2 separate regions of the Homo sapiens genome follow, and region 1 is linked to region 2. A link is a loop called in an ENCODE intact Hi-C map of the cell type or tissue named here. Cell type or tissue: CD4-positive, alpha-beta T cell. All regions are shown on one strand. Each heading gives the region's core, and the rest is flanking DNA. Links, peaks and the distances in the headings are about the cores only.

Region 1 (8,675 bases), core at 485-8,484, 690 kb before region 2:
TTCTCTGTATCTGAAGTCAGTTATTATGACTCTTCCATGCAAAAAAAGAACACCAAGTGATTTTTCTTCCTCCATGAACACTCGCAAAGCAGCAGCAAGGGGTCCTGATTCCATGGAGTGGACCCTAAGGGCCTTGGCCACGAGACGTCGCCTCTGCTAAGTTAACAGTTCTTTAAACTGACCATTGCAAGGAAATTCAGCTATTGCATAATACTTGATAGGTTAGATCACTTGCTGTTTGGAGAGTCTTGCTATATGAAGATGAGAAAATAGAGTTGGGCAAATTTAACGCAATTTCCTTTGTTTGCTTGAGCTAGCTCAGACTTGCAACGCCACAGTGGCAGTTTTATCTTTCTTAAAGTACAGCTTTAACATCATAAAAAAGGATTTTAAGGGAGTGATCAATCATTCTCACCTAACCTGACAATATCATTAGCATACGTATCCTGACAATACCCTAGAAAGGTCCTTCTTGAGTTGCACAGTGAAAAATTAAAGGGATTCTTGCAGGAGTATTTAGAGAATCAGAATCCGCAACGCAGGCTCAGATGTCTCAGTTAAATGAAGGACTTTCTTCAAGGCACAAACAAGAGTAGGGATATTTTGATGGTATTAACAGAAACAACTGGCCACTGTTACTGCCTGTTTCCAGTGAAATGTCTTTACAGCCTCTCACTGAGTGAAGCCATCTTATTAATTCCAAAAGAAGGGACAGCATCCAAGGAAAATAATTGGTCTTCTTTCCCCTCGCAGAGAAATTCACATGAATGTCTCAAAAAAAAAAAAAAAAAAAAAAAAAAAAAGCTGGAATTCTCCCTGGCCAGCTCTCTCTCCTTTCCTGGCTTCTGCATTGACAGCTGGAACAGATGGCGTCTGGGTGAGACACCTTACATCTTAACCCTTATCCATGATAAGGTCTGATTTTCACCAGCGATGCTGGAATCCAAGGTCTGTCAGGGTTTCCGTCATGAGCACCCACTCACAGGATTTCCAGTCCCATGTGATGTTTTCCAGTTTTCATATCGATAAGGCTTATCTTGTTTTGGCCAAAGAATTTTCATCTTTAGACTAATTCTTAACATTTACATTGTCACAACGCGGCGAAAAGGTACACATTTCCTCTCATTTGAGAAAAGAACGCTGTACACTATTTTGCCAGACATCCTACATATGATGCAGTCTGTTCACAGGCCATTTTCAAAGACGTGAGAGACATGAGAAGATCTCAGGACGAACTGATGGTCCACTTGGCCATTCCCTACAGTAAGAATTTTATAGACAAATACAGGGTAACAGCAAACAACATTTCCAAACGCTCCGGCAGTGTGTAGTCGCAGCAAATGCTAGGAAAAAAAATAAATAATGGCTCCTCTTCAGTTGTATGCCGTGAATGTAAATTAAGAAGCCGCTACAACGCTCGACATAACCTTTCTGACGCCACAAAAATGAATGAATTATATCCATACACACACACAGGCACACACACCACGCACCACGCATCACATGTCATTCTGAAAACTGATTCTGAGCTTAATTCGAAAAACGTGAAATACAACTGGTCCCGTCAACAGCTCGTAATCTGAAGGTTTCTTGCATTTCCAAGCACGTCCATAACACCTCATCCGTTTCCAGTTTGTTACTGTTTCCAACCGAAGGGAGAGAATTTTCCACACAGAATTATCTCCTCGGGTCCAAATACTAGACCGAAGTCCCCACACGGGGCTGGCTGGCGGCGTGGAACCGGCCAGCCCGCCGAGAGCCGCCTGGCGCCCGCGGGGAAGACGCAGAGCCCGCGGCCAGGAGCCGCCCGGTGCCCCGGGAGTCGCCGGCCCTCGGCGGCCGCGCGAGGGGGATTCGCGCCCTCTGCCCATACCCGGACCCCCGCGCCGCCCGCCAAGCGGTCGGAGGCGCCTCTGAGGCGGAATGACTCAGGACCAACTTTCCAATAACGCCCGGGCCCCCCCGGCCGGCCCGGGCAGCGCGCTCGGCCACGCAGCCCCTGAGCCGCCCGTCCCCCCGCGTGAAACCCGCGGCCCCGCGGGGTGCCGGGTCCTCAACGCCAGCGGGGGTCACGGCCGTAGCGAGGCCTGCGCGCCCCGTTTCCTGAAAAGGTGCGGGCGCCCCGGCCCCCTCGGGCCCCGAGCCCGGCCTCCGGGACAAAGTTTGCCGAAGTTGAGGCGTCCGGAGGCGGGAGGCAGCCCGGCTGGGGCGCGGGGCCAGGCTGAAGCCGCGCCCCGCCGTCGCCGCTGGGACGGGCCGGGCCTGCGCCGCGCCGGGCCCGCGCCGGGCAGCCCCGAGGCCCCCGGGCCCCGCCGCCCAGGGCGCGGGATGGAGGCGACGGGGATGGAGGCGCCCGGCCGCGCGCCGGAGGCCCGCCCGCCCGCCGCGGCCCCTTACCTCGCGGTCCGTCGCCGCTCGGCCGGCTCAGGGGCGCCGGGCGCGTCCTCCGCCGCGGTCCGCAGCGTTCTGCTCCCCGGGCTGCCCCATGGCGGGGGGCGGGGAAGAGCCGGCGGCCGCCGCGGCTGCCGCCGGCTGGAAAGTCCCGGCTGGGCTGCAACCCCGGCTCGCGCACGCGGCGGCCGCGCCGCGCTCCCTCGCTCCCTCGCTCCCTCACGCAGCCCCGCGCAGGCACTTCCTCTCGCGCGCTGGAAATCCCCGGCGCGCCCGCCGCCCCGCCCCCGCCGCCCGCGCGCGTGGGAGCGGCAGGAGCCCGCGAGCGCCGCCGGCCCCACGCGCCCGCCGGCCCCCCGCGCGCGCCCGCGACCCGTTGCTAAGGGCCCTAGCGCCCGGCGGCCGCCCGCCCGGCCTTAGCAACGGCGGCGCCGCGGCGCGGGGCGGGGACGGCCCCGGGCGCCCCCCGCCTCCCTCCCGTCCCCGCCGCGCGCCCCGCGGGCCTCCTCGCTCTGCGCCGCCCCCGCCGCGCCCCCGCCGCCGCGCGTCCCCGCGTCCCCGCCTTTCCGGGTCAAAAAGCCACGCAGGCCGCGTGGGGGCCGAGAGGTGCTGGCGCCGCTCCTCCCCGCGGCCACCTCGCCCGCACCCCCCACGCCAGCATAGCATACGCAGCCCCCGTGCGTGCACGCCCGTGTGCCCATGGCCACACGCGACCCCTACGCACACGCACGGGTCCGATATGCGGCCCCCCGCACTGTCGCGGACGCATACACGACGGTCACATTCCCCTCAAGCGGACACGCACACACACGCTCACCAACACCGTGCGCACGCGTACCAGGCCACGCACCCTCGCGCACACGCAGGTGGGGCTGAGGGTGACTCAGGCCGTGGAGCCCCTTTTCGCATGCAGAGGGCAGGGCTCCACATTAGTTTGGTGGCACTTTCCTTTCTCCCTCCCTTGGACCCTCCCACGCCCCCGGAGTGGTGTCTTGCTCACGGGTGGACAGGGTAGCCAGTTTGCCACGTGCCCCCAGCGTCCTCGGCGGTCCTGGCTGCCCCTGCGCCCCCTGCACCCTCCACCAGGCCGCTGGGGCCTGCGCATTTCTCCCGAGGCCTCTGCCTTCTGCCCCAAAGGCATCAGTGGTGTGTCAGTGATTCACCTAGGCCCACCAAGGCAGCACCCAGCCTGGCTGGGCCTGGCGAGGTGGGAAGCGAAGGGAGGGCTTCTGGGAGGCTCTGGGCCAGCTGAGGGGTGAGGCCTTCGCTGGAGTTTGCAAGTCAGTGGTGAGGGGACAGAAAGGACTTTGCATTTTTCACTTCTCAAGAAGGCTTATAAAGAGCCCTACCCCAGAGCTGAGACCAGTGTGAGTAGCCAAGGCCAGTCTGCCTTCTTGTATTGCTCCAGTGACTCATGTGAGTGGAGGCAGGAAGTCCAGCATCTCCTCCTACAGCTTCACCCATGGAACGTTCCAGAACCCCAGATAGTCCGACCTGGCTGCTGGAAGTCTATCTGGACATCAGAGACATTGGACCATGTCTCTGGCTCCATTAGCCCAACAGATGCTTGTTCTACAGCCACACTCACCAGGCCACAGTGGCACCCCCGTCTGCGCCACAGGCACAGCTCTTTTAGAGGTGACAGGCCCGCCTTCGCCGTCCCTCACAGGGACCTATGGACTCCAGCGGTCTCCCCCACCCCCATGGTGGACTCCCCTTGGGAGCCTCAGGTGCCCTTTCTTGCCTGTCAGGAGTTGGGATGTTACTGACCTCAGGCTCAGGGTCCCAACCACTTCCCATAGCCCAGGCACTGAGGCCTCCCATGTCCCCAGCCCTGCTTAGCCCACAGTCCTGGCACCCTGTCGACTGGGGCCCACTCCCAACGCCTGCCTTATGCTGTGTGTTACCTATGGCCTGGTTTAACTTTGCCAAAATCAGGAAAGACTCCCTTTCCTAGGCTGGACTATTTTTGGTTGTTTTAAAAGAAGCAGGACATGGACCGGGCATGGTGGCTCACACCTGTAATTGCAGCACTTTGGGAGGCCGCGGGCAGGCAAGTCACCTGAGGTCAGGAGTTCGAGACCAGCCTGGCCAACATGGTGAAACCACGTCTCTACTAAAAACACAAAAATCAGCCGGGCGTGGTGGAGTGTGCCTGTAATCCCAGCTACCCAGGAGGTTGAGGCAAGAGAATCACTTGAACCCAGGAGGCGGAGGTTACAGTGAGCTGAGATTGTGCCATTGTACTCCTATCTGGGCGACAGAGTGAGACTCTGTCTGGAAAAAAAAAAAAAAAGTAGGATGGTGGCTTATGCCTGTGGTCCCAGCACTTTGGGAGGCTGAGGCGGGAGGATCGCTTGAGTCCATGAGGTTGAAGCTGCTGTGAGCCATGATGGCACCACTGGACTCCAGTCTGGGCAACAGAGCGAGACCCTGTCTCAAAAAAATAAAAATAAATAAATAATTAAAGAAAAGAAAAGAAGAAGCAAGGCAGAAGGTCCAAAGACCCATGAGAGGGTTTTCTGCGGCTCTTTTCATGCTCCAGCCTAGCATTAGAAAGCAACATTGAGAATGAAGTCAGGCACAACCAGGCTGAGCCCTCTGCTGGTGAGACCTATTCCCTCCCTTTCTCTCCCTCCCCTCCTCCTCCTTTTTCTTCTCCAATTGAGCAGTTCTGAAGATCCTCTGCTGTGGGGAATTGAAGGGGGACAGGACAAAGAAGTTTGCCCCAAGCAGGGCAACTGCTTTGGGGGTTGGTGGCGGGTGTTCTCGCCCCTGCAGTTAGAGCCACAGGGCAGCAGTGATGGGCAGGAAGGAGAGCTCTCTCCTCGCTGTACTTCAAAGGCAGATCTCTGTTCCCTATGGCAACGTCCAACAACAAACCGACACCATCTTTGGACGCATTTCTCACAGGAGTTGATGTAGCATTACATGTTCTGCTTGCTGCATTTTTGGAGAAGTGCATGCAGATACTCAAGTGACTCACAGACATGCAACAGCTCAGAAGGCCATCCTGTTTGTCTTTCAGTGAGAAGGAAAAGGTATTCGTGGCAGAGTGCCAGGGGCTTTGGGGCTAGGAAAGGGGTTTTCTTATAACTCTCCCTGAATGTGATGGTCTGTGCCTCAGGTGGCGCCTTCCCACACAAAAACCACTGGCCCCTGTGGGTCAACTTGGGCTGAAGGGTGCTGGCAACTTCTCTCACTCAAACATGCTACACGTGGCCTGGGGGTGGGGGGTGGGGACCTTGGTTTTGATTTGTTTTGTTTTATTTTATTTTGAGACGGAGTTTCACTCTTGTTGTCCAAGCTGGCATGCAATGGCGCGATCTCAGCTCACTGCAACCTGCACCTCCCAGGTTCAAGCCATTCTCCTGCTTCAGCCTCCTGAGTAGCTGGAATTACAGGCACACACCACCATGCCTGGCTAATTTTTTGTATTTTTAGTAGAAACGGGGTTTCACAGCCAGGCGCGGTGGCTCACGCCTGTCATCCCAGCACTTTGGGAGGCCGAGGCGGGCGAATCACGAGGTCAGGAGATCGAGACCATCCTGGCTAACACAGTGAAACCCCGTCTCTTCTAAAAATACAAAAAATTAGCCAGGTGCGGTGGCGGGCGCCTGTGGTCCTAGCTACTCGGGAGGCTGAGGGAGGAGAATGGCCTGAACCCGGGAGGCGGAGCTTGCAGTGAGCAGAGATAGAGATAGCGCCACTGCAGTCCAGCCTGGGCAAAAGAGTCCGGCCTGGGTGAAAGAGCGAGACTCCCTCTCAAAAAAAAAAAAAAAAAGAAACAGGGTTTCACCATGTTAGCCAGGCTGGTCTTGAACTCCTCACCTCAGGTGATCCGCCCACCTCAACCTCCCAAAGTGCTGGGATTACAGGTGTGAGCCATGGTGCCCAGCCTCGGGGGGCGGACCCTGATGCACGGCAGAATCACAGTTTTACTAATTGTTCCAACAAGTGGCTTCTGAACCTTTGAATACATTTTACATGGTAACCCAGTTGTTCATAACCTGTGTGTGTACACACACGTAACAACAGATCATCTCAAACCTGCGGCGCACTCCGATATTTTCCGTTCTGTTTATTTTTTAATGGTGGCCATTACCCTTTAAGCTTACTTTTGATTCATGACCTGAAGTTTGAAAACACCATTTTAGACTGAAAGAGCTGCTGAAGATGTCGAAGGGGGTTCAGGGAGCTGGGGTGGTCGTGGCGCCAAAGCACCCCGCTCTGTCGTGAGTGCACAGTGGGGCAGCTGGGCTGGGAAGCCCATCCTGTCCTTGAAGTAGACCCTGGCTGACAGCAGAGGTCGCCAGCAAAGAAGCAAGCTGCTGGTGCCCTTCTCGGGCCAGGGATGCTTGTAAACAAATGCAGAGGAAATGGGGGTGGGGAGGCAGAGCAAGCCAGGCATGGTGGCGGGCACCTGTAATCCCAGCTACTCAAGAGGCTGAGGCAGGAGAATGGCCTGAACCTGGGAGGCTGAGGTTGTAGTGAGCCGAGATCACGCCATTGCACTCCAGCCTGGGCAACAGAGTGAGACTCCGTCTCAAAAATAAAGGAAAGAAAGAAAGGAGGGAAGGAAGGAAAGGAGGGAAGGAAGGAAAGAAGGAAGGAAGGTCGAGATGGGCGTGGGTGTGCAAACCCCTCACGCGGGATATTCGAGAGGGGAGGAGAGGGCAGTGATGACAGGGAAGGTGAGAGGCTGGGGTCCCCGGCCACAGAAAAACAGTTCTAGCGGGCTAGCTGGCTCACACCTGTAATCCCTGCACTTTGGGAGGCTGAGGCAGGAGGATCGCTTGAGGCCAGGAGTTTGAGACCAGCCTGGGCAACACGATGAGATCTCGTCTCTACAAAAAAATCAAAATAAAAATAATTAATCAGAGGCCGGGCACTGTAGCTCATGCCTGTAATCCTAGCACTTTGCGAGGCCCAGGCGGGCAGTTCACTTGAGGTCAGGAGTTCAAAACCAGCCTGACTAACATGGTGAAACCTCGTCTCTACTAAAAATACAAAAAATGAGCTGGGCGTGGTGGCCCGCGCCTGTAATCCCAGCTACTTGGGAGGCTGCGGCAGGAGAATCGCTTGAACATGGGAGGCGGAGGTTGCAGTGGGCCAAGATTGTGCCACCACACTCCAGCCTGGGTGACAGAGCCAGACTCTGTCTCAAAAATAATAATAATAACAATCAATTAGAAGAAAACCAGCTCTGATTTTCTCCGTGGACCACTCGGGGAGATGAAGATACCCTTTTTTTTTTTTTCTGGGACAGGGTCTCACTCTGTCACTCAGGTTGGAGTGCAGTGGTGCAATCATAGCTCACTGTAGACTTGACCTCCCAGGCTCAGGCAGTCCTCCCTCTTCACCCTCCTGAATAGCTGAAAACACAAGTGTGTGTCACCATGTGTGTCACCATATGCCCAACTACTTTTTTTTTTTGTAGAGACGGTCCCTCTACATTGCCCAGGCTGGTCTGGAATTCTTGGGCTCAAATGATCCTCATTTCTCAGCCTCCCAAAGTGCTGGGATTACAGGCGTGAGCCACTGCCCCCAGCCATCCTCATTTTAGGGAACCCATTCTGGGATTTGTATGCACGCACACGCACACACACACACATCTCTGGCATTTTCCCGAAATCTTTTGGGAGAACATGAATCTTGGACGTGGCTGGCATCCTACAGGCAGCTTTGCCTGGAGCCTCACGCCCATCTCGACCGACCTTCCTTCCTTCCTTCCTTCTTTCCTTCCTTCCTTCCTTCCTTTCCTTCCCTCCTTTCTTTCTTTCCTTTATTTTTGAGACGGAGTCTCGCTCTGTTGCCCGGACTGGAGTGCAATGGCATGATCTCGGCTCACTGCAACCTCAGCCTCCCAGGTTCAGGCCATTCTCCTGCCTCAGCCTCTTGAGTAGCTGGGATTACAGGTGCCCGCCACCACGCCTGGCTAATTTTTGTATTTTTTTAGTAGAGACGGGGATTCACCATGTTGGTCAGGCTGGTCTCAAACTCCTCACCTCAGGTGATCCACTCACCTCGGCCTGCCAAAGTGCTGGGATTACAGGCGTGAGCCACCGCACCTGGCCCACCTCGACCTTTAATGCCTTCTCAAAATAGATCCAACTCCATCATACTCCTAAGAAAAAGCATCTTCTGCTGAAGGCATCATGGGAGACCGGGAAGAGGATCGGGATGAAGCAAAACTCACGAAGCCCACTGTGAACACCTCATGCCTTCCTTAAAATCCCACTCAGAGGCCGCACCGCTCTGTCTCATCACTGTCCCCGACCTGC
Region 2 (8,621 bases), core at 622-8,621:
AAACTGCACATGTTTAAAGTACAATTTGATGTATTTCAACATATGTATATACCTAGGAAACCATCACTACAATCAAAATAATGAAGATTCATCATCCAAAAGTTTCCTCAGGTCCCTGTGATCCTTCCCTCCTGCCCCTGTCTGCCCCACCTCCTACAGGCAACCAGTGATCTGCTTTTTGTCACTATAGATTAGTTTGCATTTTCTAAAATTTTATATAAATGACTGACTGGCATCTTTCTCAGCATAATTATTTTTCAAAAAGAACATTTAAACAAAATAGACCATATTCTGGGCCATTAAACAAGGCCCAATAAATTTAAAAGGATTTAAATCATGCAAAGTATGTTCTCTGACCACAATGGAATTAAATATTAGAAATCAATAATAGCATGGTGGCTCACTCCTGTAATCCCAGGATTTTGCGACACCGAGGCAGGCACATCACTTGAGGCCAGGAGTTTGAGACCAGCCTGGTGAACATGGTGAAAGCCCATCTCTACTAAAAATACAAAAAAGTCAGCCAGGTGTGGTGACGCATGCATGTAATCCCAGCTACTTGGGAGACAGAGGCATGAGAATTGCTTGAACCCAGGAGGCGGAGGTTGCAGTGAGCCAAGAGCACGCGACACTGCACTCCAGCCTGGGCGACAGAGCGGGACTGTCTCAAAAAAAAAAAAATCAGTAACAAAAAAAATCTGAAAAACCTCCAACTATTTGAAAAGTAAAACATGTAAAAATAACCCATGAGTCAAGAAATAAAAGGAAATTTTAAAAATATTTTGAGCTGAATGAAAATGAGAAAATGTATCAAAATGAATGAGCCAAGGGCAGTTGTGGTGGCTCACACCTGTAATCCCAGCACTTTGGGAGGCCACAGTGGGAGGACTCCTTAAGTCCAGGAGTTCAAGACCAGCCTGGGTAATATGGCAAGACCTCATCTCTACAAAAAAAATAAAATTTAGCTGGGTGTGGTGGCACATGCCTGTGGTCCCAGCTCCTCAGGAGGCTGAGGCAGAAGGATCACTTGCGCCCAGGAGGCTGATGGTGTAGTGAACCATGTTTGTGCCACTGTGCTCCAGCCTGGGCAAGAGAGTGAGACTGTCTCTTTTTTTGTTTGTTTGTTTTTTTGAGACAGTCTCACTCTGTTGCCCAGGTTGGAGTGCAGTGGTGCAATCTCGGCTCACTGCAGCCTCTGCCTCCTGAGTTCAAGCAATTGTCCTGCCTCAGCCTCCCGAGTAGCTGGGACTACAGGTGTGTGCTGCCACACCCAGCTAAATTTTTTTGTATTTTTTGTAGAGATGGGGTTTCACCATGTTGTCCAGGCTGGTCACAAACTTCTGACCTCAATTGATTGGTCTGCCTCAGCCTCCCAAAGTGCTGGGATTACAGGTGTGAGCCATTGCACCCAGCTGAGACTGTTTATCAGGATAAAACAAAAATCATGAGCCAGACCTGGGTGTAACTGCCCTGGAGGCCCTTGCTCTGGGTGACCCTGAGTAAAGGACTTACCTCTCCTAAGCCTCAGTGTTCTCAACTGTACAGTGGGACCAAAGACACCTACTTCAGAGTCGAGAGGACTAAGAAACTGCATGCAAAGTAGCTAGCCTGCTGCCTGGCAAGCAAGTGAGGGGGCATAAATTGCTATGGGGTAGGCTATCACCTGAGCCATCTCCAAAACCAGAAGTGGCTCATTTAAGCTTCATAACCACTCTATGAAGAAGACATGTTCATGTCTATGCTACAGATACTGAACTGGATGCATAGAAAGGGTAAGTGACTTGCCCTGGGTCACACAGGCAGTGGCTGAGCTAAGATCTGAATCCAGGCCACCTGGATCCAGAATCCATGCTCCAGCTTTACTGAGGGACACTGAAAGCTTTCAAATAGAGGAGGAAAATGGTCAGATTGCCCTAACAGCAACATCACTGTGGGACGAGGTCAACAAATATTTAGGATGCTAAATCTGCAAGGCTTGGTGATCTATTAGAAATACGTTGTTGAGGCCAGGCACTGTGGCTCACGCCTCTAATCCCAGCACTTTGGGAGGCCAAGGCGGGCGGATCACAAGGTCAAGAGATCAAGACCATCCTGGCTAACACGGTGAAACCCCCTCTCTACTTAAAGAATACAAAAAATTAGCCAGGTGTGGTGGCGGGCGCCTGTAGTCCCAGCTACTAGGGAGGCTGAAGTAGGAGAATGGCGTGAACCCGGGAGGCGGAGCTTGTAACAAGCCAAGATCGCACCACTGCACTCCAGCCTGGGCGACAGAGCAAGACTCCGTCTCAAAAAAAAAAAAAGAAATATGTTGTTGAGGAAGGAAGAGGAGGAGGCTGGACAGAAAAGGCGGTGAAGCAGGAGTGGAAGAACTTGGGGTTGGAGGGCTAGAGGAAGCAGAGGAGCACATGTGGTCTGTACTCTGAAGGAGAGGGCACCACATTCTGAGAACCTCTCCATGACAGGACACCTGGCCTGGTGGGAGGCAGGTGGGGTTCCTAAGAAAATGTGTGAGCAGAAGATCCATTAAAAATTAATTAGAGAAGAACAGAGGGAATGGTGTTCCAGGCAGAGGGAACAGCATTTGCACAGCCTCGTGGGGGCGAGTCATGGGGAGTGCGCCAGACACAGAAATAGGAGCACAGTGGGAACTGGCGCTGTATGGGGAGGCAGCAGCGACCTGCAGGGCCTCACAGGCCTAAAGAGCTCTGTCTTCCTCCTAGAAGGATGGGAAGTCAGCTAGAATTTGCAGAGGGTGGGGAGGAGGGAATAGATAGGGCCAGGTCTGTGTTCTCAAAGCTCACCCTGGCTACAGTTTGGAGACAGACCAGACCATATGCAGGGAGCAGTTAGGTGGTTATGGAGGCCTTCCAGGTGAGCTGACGGTTGTGTGGAAGCGGGGGATGAAGGTGGAGGGAAGTGGCTGGGTTCAAGAGGTACTTAGGAGGCAGAAGTGGCAGGACTCAGTGCCAGATCCGTTGTGGGGATGCTTGGGGTTCTTTAAGGTGGGATAGTCAGTGACCTGGCTAACGAGCCCTCAAAGAGGGCTGGAGACAGGGGGGAAGCTCATGAGGCTCAGCATCCAGGTCTGGAGCTGAGTCCTGGCCGGGCTCTTCCGTGAGTCATCTGCACACAAGTTCTATTAGTGAGAGTGCTGGACAAGATTTCCTGGGGGCAAAGACCCACCTCCAAGAGCTCCGTGATGTGCCAGGGAGAGGGGCATGAGTCTGAGAAGAGAGAAGGAACAGCCAGGGGCTGGCGTGTTGATGGTAGAAACCATTACAGAGTTCGCACCTGGTGGGTAACTGTGGAATGTCACCTGGAGACAGGACAAAAATGTCCTGTTTATTAACCGAGGGGGGAGAGCTGGAAAGACAAGAAGTTGTGGAAGGAAGAAGGGACATTAAAGATGGGGCCTGACGGGAAACAGTGGTTCCCAGTGATGCCCAGACCCAGGGAGGGGCTTTGGAGCAGGTTCACTGGAGAAATGGGGGTAAATGAAGGTCCCCAAAACAAAGGACAAAGAATGTCAGAGCTGGCCGGGCGCCGTGGCTCACGCCTGTAATCCCAGCACTTTGGGAGGCCGAGGCGGGCGGATCACCTGAGGTCACGGGTTCGAGACCAGCCTGGCCAACATGGTGAAACCCCGTCTCTACTAAAAATACAAAAATTAGCCGGGCGTAGTGGTGGGTGCCTGTAATCCCAGCTACTCGGGAGGCTAAGGCAGGAGAATCGCTTGAACCCAGGAGGTAGAGGTTGCAGTGAGCAGGTTGCAGTGAGCAGAGATTGTGCCATTGCCCTCGAGCCTGGGGGACCAAGAGTGAGACTTTGTCTAAAAAAAAAAAAAAAAGAAAAGAAAAAAAAGAACGTCAGAGTTAGGGCCCTGGATGGCTCCTCTATATCTCAAACCCCCTGGGCAATGGCAGAAACTGCGGTAGGAAAAGTTCCTACAAGTGAGGAGAGCGGGGACAGTGGCTGGTGGTGACAGGAAGGAAACAGGCAAAGGCGGCAGTCGCCAGGGAAGACCTTGCGCCCCTTCAGCGACCCGCTCACCGCTCTTCCTGCTTCCGGATTCCTCCCCGCCAGTCCAGGCTGCAGCTGTAGGAAAGCCTGGGCCGGGGGCGCGCCCCCAGGCTGCGCAACAGCTACCACAGGACCAGGCACACACCCGGTCACCACCGCTGGGGCCCGCGCCACGTGGCTGCTAGTTTCCTTCCACTTCCCCCGCTTTGTAATGCCAGGCAAGACGCTTTATGTTGATTTCACACGCTCTTAAGGGGGTCCCAGGCCGCAGTCTGAAAACCCCTGCTCCTGAGCAAGTTGCGTTTCCCTAAAGACCAGGAAGCGGAGGTAGTTCCATCGTTTCTTTACACGGCAAGGAGCTTTCAGATTATTCCGAGGGCCTGGCTATGAGTCTAGGCAGGAGGCGGCCCAATCATGGGAGGCGCCAGAGACAAAGAGGAAGAGGACATGGACTAGGCAGGGAAGCCAGGTCGAAGGAACCCCAATGCCTCCAAGGTTCCCACAGCTGGCCTTGGCCAAAATATCCGAAAATTCCCATGTAGAAACTGGCTTTTCCAGCCTGGGCAACATGGTGAAACCCCGACTCTACAAATAAATACAAAAACTAGACAGGTGTGGTGTCCGCGCCTGTGGTCCTCTGCCCACGCTCGTCCCAGCTACTGGGAAAGCTGAGGCGGGAGGATCACCTGAGCCCGGGAGGGTCGAGGCTGCAGTGAGCCGAGATTCCGCCGCGGCACCCCAGCCTGGGCGACAAAGCGAGAGCCTGTCCAAAAAAAAAAAAAAGAAAAAAAAAAAAAAAAAAACCTTTTAGGGCAAGTTAATCACCAAAGTGTTAGATACTTAATTTGGAGACCGCAAATCGGTCGGCAAAACGATGGGCTTTTCAAAATCATGCCGGGTGTAGCTGGGTAAGCATGAATTTGTTCACCAAGTCCCCGATTCCCAAGCTAAGGGACCCTTAAGTATGAAGCACATGGCTTTCGGGGAACCCAAAAGTAGGGAGCGCTCCCGAGCCAGCGGTGGGTCTGGAGAATCCCCGAGCGCGCAGGCCGCGGGACAGCCTCCCCAGTGCGCAGCAGCCTGAGGCTAACAGCCCCCAGAGGGCAGAGCCCCGCGATCCCGGCGCCGCTTGCGGCTGGATTCTTTGGCAGCGGGCGCGGCGCCAGTCAGGACGACGGCTCCGGAAGTCTCCCGGGCGCGTGAGACCCGGGCCGCTCTCCGTCCACGCACGACCCTCCCTCCAGGCGCGCCTCCCACCCCGGCCCCGCGTTCCGCTCAGCCCGGGTGACCAACTACACCTCACTTCAAAGGCCCCCACGCCCGGGCGTGCCCTCCGCCCGCCCGCGGCAGGTGGGGGTGCAGGGCGGAGGGCGCGGGCGGCCCCAGAAGGCGCCCGGACCTTCCCGAGAATTCCGGGCCGCGCAGGCGCATTGAGGCCGGCGCGGGGGCGTGCGAGAGGCGCGCGGCGGCGATTGAGGGAAGGTTGCCCGGGCCGGGCCACGAGCAGGGCCTGCGCGCGCCCGCAGGAAGGCGCGGGGGCGGGGTGCCGCGGCAACGGCGCATGCGTAGGCGCGCGGCCGCGGCGGCGGCTGGGGAGGGTTCTTCCGGAAGGTTCGGGAGGCTTCTGGAAAAAGCGCCGCGCGCTGGGCGGGCCCGTCGCTATATAAGGCAGGCGCGGGGGTGGCGCGTCAGTTGCTTCAGCGTCCCGGTGTGGCTGTGCCGTTGGTCCTGTGCGGTCACTTAGCCAAGGTGACGGGTGGTTGTGGGGGCCTGTGGAGGTGGACTGGGGACCGGGACTGGGGGCGGCTGGCGCGGGGCGGAGGCTGTGGGGGCCGGACCAGATCCCTGAAGCAGCCAGGGCCGCGCTCCCGGGCGGCCGCGCTTTCTATTCCGGAGGCCTCGGGACCGCTGCGGTTTCCGCACCCCGCTTCAGGAATGGGCCGGGCGGCCGCGGGCTCCCCGAGGCTCTGCAGCAGCGCCAGAGCTGGCGCCGCACGCGAACAGAGCGGCCCCGCCGCGGGGGTCCCCCGCCCGGCCCCGCTGGGGGCGCAGGCGGAGGAGGCCGCCGTGGCGGAGCCGCAGCCCGCGCGGGAGGGCACCCGGGGTGTTCGTTGGGGACCGCGGCGGGGGACTGGGCCCGGGCCTGCGGCGGCCTCCCGGAAGCGCGCACACGCTCGTGGTAGTTGCCGCGCTCCGAAATGAGGTCATCCTTTGTCAGCCGCCCTTCTATTTTCGGTTTACTTAAACTTCGCAAATCTCCAATTCGGCTTTAAAAATATTTGGAGAACGCGATGGAATTTCGTGTTGCCTCTGTAGACGTCCTGCAAGGTTTTAAACCGGCGCGGTGTCGTTCCAGATGCCTGAGGAAACCCAGACCCAAGACCAACCGATGGAGGAGGAGGAGGTTGAGACGTTCGCCTTTCAGGCAGAAATTGCCCAGTTGATGTCATTGATCATCAATACTTTCTACTCGAACAAAGAGATCTTTCTGAGAGAGCTCATTTCAAATTCATCAGATGTAAGTCACTTATTAACCCAGAATCGGATTTTGGTTTCAGTGTGAACTTCTTGGGGGTGCTGTATGCTTAAATTAATATTTTTTGTTAACAGGCATTGGACAAAATCCGGTATGAAAGCTTGACAGATCCCAGTAAATTAGACTCTGGGAAAGAGCTGCATATTAACCTTATACCGAACAAACAAGATCGAACTCTCACTATTGTGGATACTGGAATTGGAATGACCAAGGCTGACTTGATCAATAACCTTGGTACTATCGCCAAGTCTGGGACCAAAGCGTTCATGGAAGCTTTGCAGGCTGGTGCAGATATCTCTATGATTGGCCAGTTCGGTGTTGGTTTTTATTCTGCTTATTTGGTTGCTGAGAAAGTAACTGTGATCACCAAACATAACGATGATGAGCAGTACGCTTGGGAGTCCTCAGCAGGGGGATCATTCACAGTGAGGACAGACACAGGTAGGCACCTGAACATTCACTGGTTAAGTGAGCGGTGGAAGGGTGGGGTGCTGCAACCCTTGGACCCCTGGGGATGCGGTGAAGCTTACAGAATTTGTGTTTGCCCAACGATCAGGAACAAGCTAGAGCACTTAATTAGTGTAATGGCATGACTTGGTGGGCGGTTCTTTTGGGCGAGGCACCTTGCCCAAAAGGTTCTGCTGTGGTGGCCTTTGCATCTGTAGTAACGGCAAACCTTGCTTTATAGACACGTTATAAGGGTGTTAGGCATGGCGTTGAGCACTAAATTGAATGTATTAAGTCAATTTTTCTTTCTTCTCTTGCAGGTGAACCTATGGGTCGTGGAACAAAAGTTATCCTACACCTGAAAGAAGACCAAACTGAGTACTTGGAGGAACGAAGAATAAAGGAGATTGTGAAGAAACATTCTCAGTTTATTGGATATCCCATTACTCTTTTTGTAAGTTTTTATGTAATTGCAGAGTGAATTTCTGTCTGTAGGTGATTGGGGTGACTGTACTACATCCTTAGTCCCTAGATCTGTTCAACTAGTCTGAAGCCTGGGGAACCTAAGCTCTACTACCTAACTCTGTAAAAGTTCCTCGGGCTATTAAGTGGATGTATCAAATATTGATGAAAAGCTGGGTGCTTCTCAAGTTGGCTAATTTAGACTTGGGCCTTAGGTTGAAAATAGTGGTGCAGCGCTGTCGCTTAGTTCTGGAGTGCAGCAGTGATGTGATTTCGTGTTTTCTTTTGAAGGTGGAGAAGGAACGTGATAAAGAAGTAAGCGATGATGAGGCTGAAGAAAAGGAAGACAAAGAAGAAGAAAAAGAAAAAGAAGAGAAAGAGTCGGAAGACAAACCTGAAATTGAAGATGTTGGTTCTGATGAGGAAGAAGAAAAGAAGGATGGTGACAAGAAGAAGAAGAAGAAGATTAAGGAAAAGTACATCGATCAAGAAGAGCTCAACAAAACAAAGCCCATCTGGACCAGAAATCCCGACGATATTACTAATGAGGAGTACGGAGAATTCTATAAGAGCTTGACCAATGACTGGGAAGATCACTTGGCAGTGAAGGTGAGTGACTGATGGGTGCTTCAAGCTTGTCCTTAGATTATCATCTTTCTCCACCACCCCAAATATCTTCTATAATGCATTGTTCATTGGTACTTAGTGTATCTGTTTTATTACAGCATTTTTCAGTTGAAGGACAGTTGGAATTCAGAGCCCTTCTATTTGTCCCACGACGTGCTCCTTTTGATCTGTTTGAAAACAGAAAGAAAAAGAACAACATCAAATTGTATGTACGCAGAGTTTTCATCATGGATAACTGTGAGGAGCTAATCCCTGAATATCTGAGTAAGTATAGATAGGAAAAATAATCACTGTCACTGATTAAAGAAGTACTTTCTGGGTGGGCATGGTGGCTCACACCTATAATCCTAGCACTTTGGGAGGCCGGGGTGGGCAGATCACTTGAGGTCAGGAGTTCAAGACCAGCCTGGGCAACATGGTGAAACCCCATCTCTACTAAATTACAAAAATTAGCCCCATGTAGTGGCAGGCTGAGGCATGAAAACAGCTTGAACCCCCCCGGGAGGCAGAGGTTGCAGTGAGTGGAGAT

What was found. A loop is a pair of places that touch in the nucleus more often than their neighbours do. Peaks named below come from ENCODE experiments on the same cell type or tissue, not always from the same donor. Only the 100,000 strongest peaks of a DNase experiment are listed, where the experiment ranks them.
Region 1: a loop joins it to region 2, with 8 times the contacts of the local background. A loop is called at or near these places in 4 of 110 quality-filtered maps.

Annotation. Positions count from the first base shown.
Region 1 is chr14:102,771,398-102,780,072 of GRCh38, reverse strand. TRAF3 (TNF receptor associated factor 3) reads right to left here and starts at 2,624. Exons shown (of 12, transcript NM_145725.3): 1 at 2,398-2,624. RefSeq lists silencers at 1,782-1,841, 2,082-2,131, 2,342-2,951, 3,042-3,101 and enhancers at 3,812-4,051, 8,575-8,675. In CD4-positive, alpha-beta T cell, for the core only: a CTCF peak has its summit at 5,022 (motif pointing left); DNase peaks (open chromatin) are centred at 1,512, 2,582, 5,002, 5,302 and 2 weaker places; H3K4me3 peaks cover 2,331 bases; H3K27ac peaks cover 3,562 bases.
Region 2 is chr14:102,084,134-102,092,754 of GRCh38, reverse strand. HSP90AA1 (heat shock protein 90 alpha family class A member 1) reads left to right here and starts at 5,711. Exons shown (of 11, transcript NM_005348.4): 1 at 5,711-5,769; 2 at 6,377-6,538; 3 at 6,631-6,997; 4 at 7,324-7,457; 5 at 7,757-8,074; 6 at 8,191-8,356. The coding sequence starts at 6,377. RefSeq lists silencers at 5,154-5,203, 5,264-5,793, 5,834-6,123 and an enhancer at 7,836-8,621. In CD4-positive, alpha-beta T cell, for the core only: no CTCF peak of the experiment used is centred there; DNase peaks (open chromatin) are centred at 4,144, 5,114, 5,584 and 6,174; H3K4me3 peaks cover 3,799 bases; H3K27ac peaks cover 4,261 bases.